Regions from separate parts of the Homo sapiens genome. Here region 2 is linked to region 1. A link is a contact called in ENCODE Hi-C or POLR2A ChIA-PET data. All regions are on one chromosome and are shown on one strand. Each heading gives the region's core, a stretch centred on a gene start or an enhancer-like site at or near the end of the contact. The rest is flanking DNA. Distances are from core to core; before and after follow the strand shown.

Region 1 (4,076 bases), core at 481-2,980:
GAATTAATATGAGGCCTAAGACTCTTTAAAAAATACTCCTTCAAAAGAAAAAAAGTATGTGTATAGGGAAATACGTGAAATCAGAATGGTAAAATATAATAATTGTTGAAGCTTGGTGATAGGTTTTTGGGGGTTCTTTACACTTTCCTCTACTTTGTTATGTATGGAAAATTCACATAATAAAAACAGTCAAGTGTTCTATTTGAGAGGCAGAATTTTGGCAGAAGGCCTGGGTTATAACCCAATTTGTATAGCCTGGGGAGAGTCACTGCTACTCCCTCCTTTTTTGCCTCTTTCCTTTCCTTTTTACTTTCCTTCTATTTCTTAAGAAATCATTTGCTGGGCCACATTTTCCCCCAGGGACTGTCCTGGTACCATCAGCCTTCCAAGTTACAGGTATAGGTATTATTATTATTATTATTATTATTATTATTATTATTATTATTATTTTACAGATGAGGAAATCAAAGCAGAGAAGGGACTAAGTTTCTCACCCACAAATCCAGGTCTGCCTGTGTCCAAAATCTGAGCTCTTTTGTTTTATTTTATGCTGGCTCCCAGGAGTAGTCCTCTGATTTTATAATTTTTAAGTTTTTTTATTTTTAATTTTGTTTATGGATAAATTTTAAACAATGAGTAAATTAAGATAGATCAAGTGGAGTAGCATTTGTGTTTTTTGCATGTGAGAAAGATGCAAGGTATGGTTGTTACTGTAACAATTACAAAGATTTCATCAAAGGCAAGCAGTGATAAAAGCAAAATGTGTGGCAACTTTCTTCATATTCAGAAAAGAGTAAAAGCCTATAAATTGTAACTTTAAGCCATAAAATAACATTTATTTATGCTTGTTCTTCAAAAGCTTATATTTGATAATCTTTTTTGTTAGAAGTCGAAGCCTGAGAAAAATGGCTAATTTCATTTTTCATGTGTTTGTAAAATATTTTTAGGACTATCACAAGAAATTCCCTAAAAATGTCAAAGCAAATGAACAAGTGAAATTCTGCACATCCCTTGTGCCACTATTTTGTTTACTTACTGAAAAAATGACATTGGCTTTTGTAAAACCTGGGTGTGCTGGTGGGCATGTGCAGATGTGTCGCTGTCATCTGTCATGTGTCATGCTCTGGATGTCAGAACCAGACATCAGTCAGGGAAGAGAGTGAGTAGCAAGCCACCTCGCCAAACTCTTGCTGCAGGGTGCACGGGGTTCACATCCTCTGCTTAGATTTAGTGCGACTTTCCAAAACACCTGCAGTGCGGTACTTCATGGCTGGTCCCACGTAACAATTTATGCCCTAGAGATGTCTGACTAGATCTTAGGAAATTATACTAATGGTTCTGACGTTGTTTCCTTCAAGAATCGAGGCGCTAAATATAGTCAAGCTGAATGACAAAATTTTACTCACACTCAGGGCATGTCAGTGAGGGCATCAAAAATGGAAAAATAATAAATACTGCTGATATTTACTAAGTTTTATGGTATGACAGGCACTGCACTAAGTCTTTTGAATATCTAATCATGTTTAACTCTCAATGTCCCATTTTATAGCTGAGGTGGCCGCAGCACAGAGAGGTTAAGTGAGTTGCCCAAGGTTGCACGGTTAATAAATGGCAGAGCTGGGCTCTAAACCCAGGCCGTCTGACCCCTGAGCCTTTCCTCTTCTAACCACTGTGCAGTCTCCAAGCACCAGCAGAATGAAGTGAGCACGTGCTAATCCACAGCTGTCATGGTTTGGCCCTCTGTGGGCTTTCAGAGCACCTTAAAACCCTTTGTTCTGTGTCAGAGCTGTTTTTCAGCTTTGCAGATGTCTGAAGTCAAGCAGAAGAGATGGAGAGTCTGATAAAGCACACGTGGCAAATCTCTGGCCGAGTTGATATTAGAACACAGAGTCCCAGAGTGATTTACTGTCCAGGGGGAAAGCCAGTTGGCCTGGCTACCTTGCAAGACGGTTAAAGGACATAAGAATAGATATTCATTCAAGACTGTCAGAAAGAAAGTAGGTCAGCAATGAAATAAAAACAAATGTCAAAGAAACACCACTTTGGTATAAATAAAAAGTCGATTCTTCTTAATAAAGAGCTGTCTGTTCTTCATTAATTAGAAAAGTACAGAGCCTGCTTACTTTGAGATTCCAAAACCTCTTCAGGCACAACTCGTTATTAATTTGATCACTTTCCTCAAAAGAATGATATTTTGACAAATACAGTTTCTGGCTTCAGTCACATATAGAAACATTGGAATAAGTACAATGTTGTGTTTTGCTTTTTTTTTTAAAATAGGAACTATGTTTGATAATGCATATACTCCAAACACCTCTAAAAATAATTTTCAATTGGCAAGCTATTTTTTGGTGTATTTTCCTAGTCTGGGAGAGGAAGTTTTATCATTTAATTTGATAAACTTAGTACCTTTGAGAGAAAGGAGGAGAAAATTTTACCATCTTATGTGGTTGAAATATGCTTTAGTATTTACATAATTGAAAATGATTCAAACTGATTTCCTCTGACGAACATCCGAAATGAAAATAAAAATTGTGTCTACTCCAAAGGGTAGTGGCTTGAGTCACCCACTGGTATGTGTGACCTATGAGTCACTCACTGGTATGCGTCTTCCCGATCCCCTGGCCTATGGGTTAGAAGTCAAAGATGCTCCACTGGGGCTTCCTTTGTAGCTTCTTTTCCCCTTCAGTATTCAACCACAGCTACTGCTGGCAGCTCCTGGCAGAACAGGAATGGGAGACCAAGGAGAGGATATGTGGAAGCTGAGTGATTTATTTATAGGGGACTTTTGGCAAATGAAAGAAAATAGATGTGAAGTCTTAGCAGTTCCAGCATGTTCATCAGAAATGCAAGCTCATGATAGTCATTTCAAAGGGAATTGTGGAAGAATGGTGTTACCCTACTTCACAGGCCATTAAATCATATATATGTTTGGTTGCCAGTGAGAATCTGAGTAGCAGAGCAGACAAGAATAAGGACGTATGGGATCGAGGCCTGTAGCTTGTGACCATGAACAAGTCACGTGACCCTTTGGCCTTAAATTCACCATAAAGTCGTGTACTTGATCTCAGTGATTGTATCTTACTTCATCAAAATGGTATGATTCTAAATTCCTGTGGGATATACAGGTAAGACAGGACTGGTGGAGCATTAGGTTTGGTTTTTCCTTTAAAAGAAAGTGTTGGGGAGGCAGCAGGGAATAGCAAAGGTCACAGACTCAAAAGCATTAACTGCCGGGCCTATGAAGACACGAATGATGTAGGTTTGATATAATGGAGGTACAAATCCATGTTTTATGCAAAACCTCATATTTCTAAACTTTGGCAATTCATTCATGTTTATCAAATCACTGTTTTAGGCCCCCTTTGGCTGGCCAGTGGGCCCTCTGCTTTAGACTTCTGGAATAAACTCCACAGTTGAGAGATGAAGGACAGACCTGGATTCTAACAGACCTAAATTTGAACCTTAGCTCTGCCCTCTAAGGAATGTGTAAACGTATACATCTGTATTTAACTTCTCAAAGCTTCAAGTTTCTTTATCTGTAGAAATGAGAATGATAATACCTCTTTTGTAGGATTTCCTGAAGACTGCGGGTACTATGTATTAAGTATACATAGTAGGCACATCCTCAAAGGGAATTCCATTACCTTTTCTATGGAGGTAGATCCTGTATAATTTTTAAATTTTTGTCTTGATGGCCAGTTGCTCACAGTTTTTAAAAGTGTAGTAGATGCCAGCGCTTCTTTATAGATTCTGAAATCCCTTCAATTTACATTTTAGTTGTTTTAAAATAAAGATTTCTTTAAGAGACAACATTCAGAGGGATAAGTTTTCTACTTGCCAGTAGAGGTAGAAGGCAGTAAAACCAAATAGATCTGTCAGTTACTGTCTTGAGGTAGAGCCCCTAAAGCAATAAAACCCACCTTTGACAATGAGGAAACACGAGACATCATTTTCTCCTTAGGACAAAAGTCTAGTGAGTAATGGCCCTTCTGTGACTAATGGTAATTCTGTACTTTATTCCCATAGAAAATCTAATTTTGAAAACATTTGCTGCATGCCCTACTATGTACTAG
Region 2 (3,806 bases), core at 932-3,431, 590 kb after region 1:
GCTATGTTGACCAGGCTGGTCTCAAACTCCTGGCCTCAAGCAATCCACCTGCTTTGGCCTCCTAAAGTGCTAGGATTATAGTTGTAATCCACTGCACTTGGCCTGAAACCTTCCTTTTAAAAAGTGTCCACAGCTGGATACAGTAACTTGCACCTAAAATCCCAGCTACTCAAGAGGCTGTGGCAGAAGGAAGTGTTTGAGGCCTGGTGTTGGAGACCAGCCTGGGCAACATAGTGAGATCCTTTCTCTAAAAAAAAATTTAAAAATTAGCCAGACATGACATGCCCCTTAGTCCCAGCCACTGGGGAGACTGAGGTAAGAGGATCACTTGAGTCTAGGGGTTTGAGGCTGCAGTGCTATGATTGTGCCAATGTATTCCAGCCTGGGCAACAGAGTGAGACCTTGTCTCTAAAAAAAAATTAAAATTAAATTTAAGAATAAAAAATGTGCTGGGGACAAAGAAGGTATTCTAGGTAGAAGGAACAGCATACAAAATGTTATTATATGTATAACATCACATGGTCTGCTCTTAAAACAAGCTAAGCATTACATGTAGAGCACCGGAAGATGTGAAATCTGTGGAGGAATGGCAGGGAATAAACTTTATATACCATACAAAAGGGTTGTTTTTCAGGTTAGCTGTTGAAGGTGGCACAATTAACTAATGCGAATCTGTTGGCTTAAGAAACTGAAGGTAAATAAATCAATTAAGAGGCAAGAAATGAATAAACGGAGGGGGGAAGGAAGAATCAATTGAATCTGGTGACAAAATAGTGTAATGTGTATAGACTGTGTCTGTGTGCGCATGTGCACAAGTATTAGGTAGGGGATTGGGGGCAGGAACAAGTATAAATCATATAAATTCATTTTCCATAGCCCTTCTCTTTGGTAAGGAGCTTCTAAAATTAGATATAGTCATATAATAAGGATTTAATCAATACAAACACAAAGGTTAGATTAACCCATTTTCTGATATATTATCCAAATATATAAAAGTATGGAATCAGAGTAGGAAACTACAAATACATACACATCAAATACAGAAAATGTGAGATGGCAGAAACAGGAAAATAAAAGACAATTTACTTAAGAGTCCAATAAAACCCCATAAATACTGGAGTTGGGAGTCAGACACAAATCAAAAAAAGGTCCTAGAGCCAAAGAGGGCAAGGATAAGAAATAGAAGTGTCTTATTGGAAGATATTCCATCAACAAAAGGTCCTGAAAACGTTTCAAGGAATAGTTTCATGCAAAATCCTCATCCAAAGGAAATAAACAGAAAAGTGAGTACTGCCTTATGTACTGGTAACTACAATAAGACATCCCTCCAAATTAACTCGTAGATTTTTAAATGACCGTACATAAAATGGTGACCCTGTGCTGACATCAGTTTTGCATTTTTATTTATTTATTTTCTGAGACAGAGTCTCGCTCTGTCGCCCAGGCTGGAGTACAGTGGCTTAATCTCAGCTTACTGCAACCTCTGTCTCCTGGGTTCAAGCAAATTCTCTGCCTCAGCCTCCTGAGTAGCTAGGATTACAGGCATGCACCACCACACCTGGCTAAATTTTGTATTTTTAGTAGAGATGGGGTTTCACCATCTTGGCCAGGCTGGTCTTGAACTCCTGACCTCGTGATCCATCCGCCTCGGCCTTCCAAAGTGCTGGGATTACAGGCGTTAAGCCACCACACCTGGCCTGTGGTTTTAATTTCCTTTTGGAAGTTATTTTCTATAAAAGCAAGTTTTATAAAATGATGTTTACATGACAACAGCTGATAATTTGTTTTAATACTTAAACTTTCTGTAGATTGGATTTTACTACATTATAATTTCATGGACAGATAGAATTTAAATTATAAATACTTTAAAATTTTGAAGAAATATGATTACAAAGAAAATCCAATCACTATGACAAATGTAATTATAACCTGCTATTATATACTAACTGTAAAAGGTTAAGAATGACACAGCATTTCATTAACAAACATACTATAGCTGCATGAGGTGGAAAATTAGAGCCATCTTATTTCATAGGAAGTTGATTCATCTCATGGTAAAAGATCTACAAAAACTTATTTCTTATTCATTTCACCCTGAAATTTACTGAAATGAGACGACATTTTTAACTAAACTACAATTATTGAAACTGAAAGAACACCGAATAGGAAGTCAAGCAACAAGTGAGGTCTGTCTTCAGGCCTACTTTTGCTGTTAAACCAGTGGTATATGCTCAAGCAATTTACCTGTCCTCTCTGCATTCAAATGTACTCATTTATGGATCTAAAGTTTTTCTTTATTGCCTTATTTCTATTATCCTAACATCACTGATGCATCACTTATATGAACACTGTTAATTTCCTAAAAATATACTAAAAGGAATTTTACTTAACGTATGAAAATGTATTACCCAGTAATGACAAATAATAGCACTTTTCTATGAGTAATCTGAACCAAATTCCAAATGTTACAGTAAAGTTTCTTTCTGCCCCTAGATCCTTGGTTCTTAATCTTCTTTGTGATCAAGTCCCAAATCCTAGGAAAATTAGGGATTTTTTTTTTAAATAAAATGCTCATGTTAAAATGTTGCATAAAATTTCAAGCAATTCATGGTCTCCTAAAGCTCCACTGGACCAAGTCACCCTGTTCTTCACAGAATGTTTGCCATATAGATTCTGGCCTTTATGTTGTGAATTTGCTTTATGTTTTGACACAATGGAAGTATTCAGATATTACTAACAAAACTTTAATAAATGTCAAAACTGGCAAAACTGGGCATTTTACAGGGGGTCAGTATCTGTTAAAGTACACATACTCACAGAAAGACACACAAGAGCACAGCATAAATAAGCAAGAAATGGAAATATAATTGACAATATGTATTACCTAAGAAGCTCTGGATACAGATTCCAAAGAGATGGTACTTAAATCTTGATCTTTTTCAAAGTTCTGAGATGTAATTACCCAATTAATTTAGGTAAATAAGGACAACTCTGTTGGGTGGCTTTCTTAAAACTACCTTTTATTGGCATTCTGAAAATGAAAAACCTTATGAGGGAACTAGAAGAATTTACCTCACTGAATGTGAAATCTCTTTAAGGTCATCATTTTCAGGCCATCTTTGGTAATACCTTTTAATCCAAGACACTGATACTCACACTGACATAACTTTGTTCTAAAATCTGACAAACATTTATGAATTTGAGTAACTAAGACAAACACACCCCAGGTGTTCCTTTGCACTGCAAACAACCATTTGCTAGAATTGCAAAATGTTGATGAAAACTTCAAGTTGCAAAGAAAACTGTGGCAGTCATGTTTGAAATATTATTTTAAAATCTACCCTTCCAATGGAATCTTTACATACAAGACTTCAAATGAAACTTGGTTTGTTTAAAGTTGAAGGATGGTATTTAATACTCCATTTATATGCAAAATAAGGCAAGTGTGCCTTTAAAAAGACAGGCAACTCTTAGCAATGTGTATTAATAAACAAGCACAGAGAAATAAATACTATACTAGATTGCTGTTCTTTCTTCAGCGGAGTAGGAGAAATCACCTAGGCTCTAACTCTAAGAGGAAAGAGCAATAGGGAAGAGTATATATATATGGAAAAAAAGAAGAAAAATCAGGGTCAGCACACAGGTGAGCTAGGGAGCTCAGGTAAAATGTACTGCATGAAAAGTATTATACTTGGTGGCCCCCCCAAGAGAGAAGCCACAGCAGAAGCCAGCACATCCCATGTCCTATTGCGACATCTGTGGTTCCAATTATTCCAGCAGTGTAGTCTGGCTACTCAGGTCAAGAA

The links. Hi-C counts contacts between places; a loop is a spot of excess contacts on that map. ChIA-PET counts read pairs that join two places held with the same protein, here RNA polymerase II (POLR2A). Pooled maps may share reads with other maps.
Region 2: a loop to region 1 is called in a pooled map, with 10 times the contacts of the local background. The contact joins two enhancer-like sites. A Hi-C loop is called at or near these places in 7 of 50 pooled maps. POLR2A ChIA-PET finds 5 or more read pairs at or near these places in 2 of 52 experiments (OCI-LY7 and naive thymus-derived CD8-positive, alpha-beta T cell).

The regions. Positions count from the first base shown.
Region 1 is chr12:93,782,826-93,786,901 of GRCh38, forward strand. All of the region lies in intron 2 of CRADD (CARD and death domain containing adaptor protein), which reads left to right. Among named protein-coding and RNA genes, the nearest start is that of CRADD-AS1, 47 kb to the left of the region's middle. RefSeq lists a silencer at 1,628-1,922 and enhancers at 1,740-2,239, 2,252-3,451. Within about 2 kb of position 1,731, at least 28 of the 41 ENCODE cell types and tissues checked have a DNase peak (open chromatin) inside an H3K27ac peak, as active enhancers do.
Region 2 is chr12:94,370,575-94,374,380 of GRCh38, forward strand. The region is part of intron 8 of CEP83 (centrosomal protein 83); the gene reads right to left. Among named protein-coding and RNA genes, the nearest start is that of CEP83, 87 kb to the right of the region's middle. Within about 2 kb of position 2,182, at least 2 of the 41 ENCODE cell types and tissues checked have a DNase peak (open chromatin) inside an H3K27ac peak, as active enhancers do.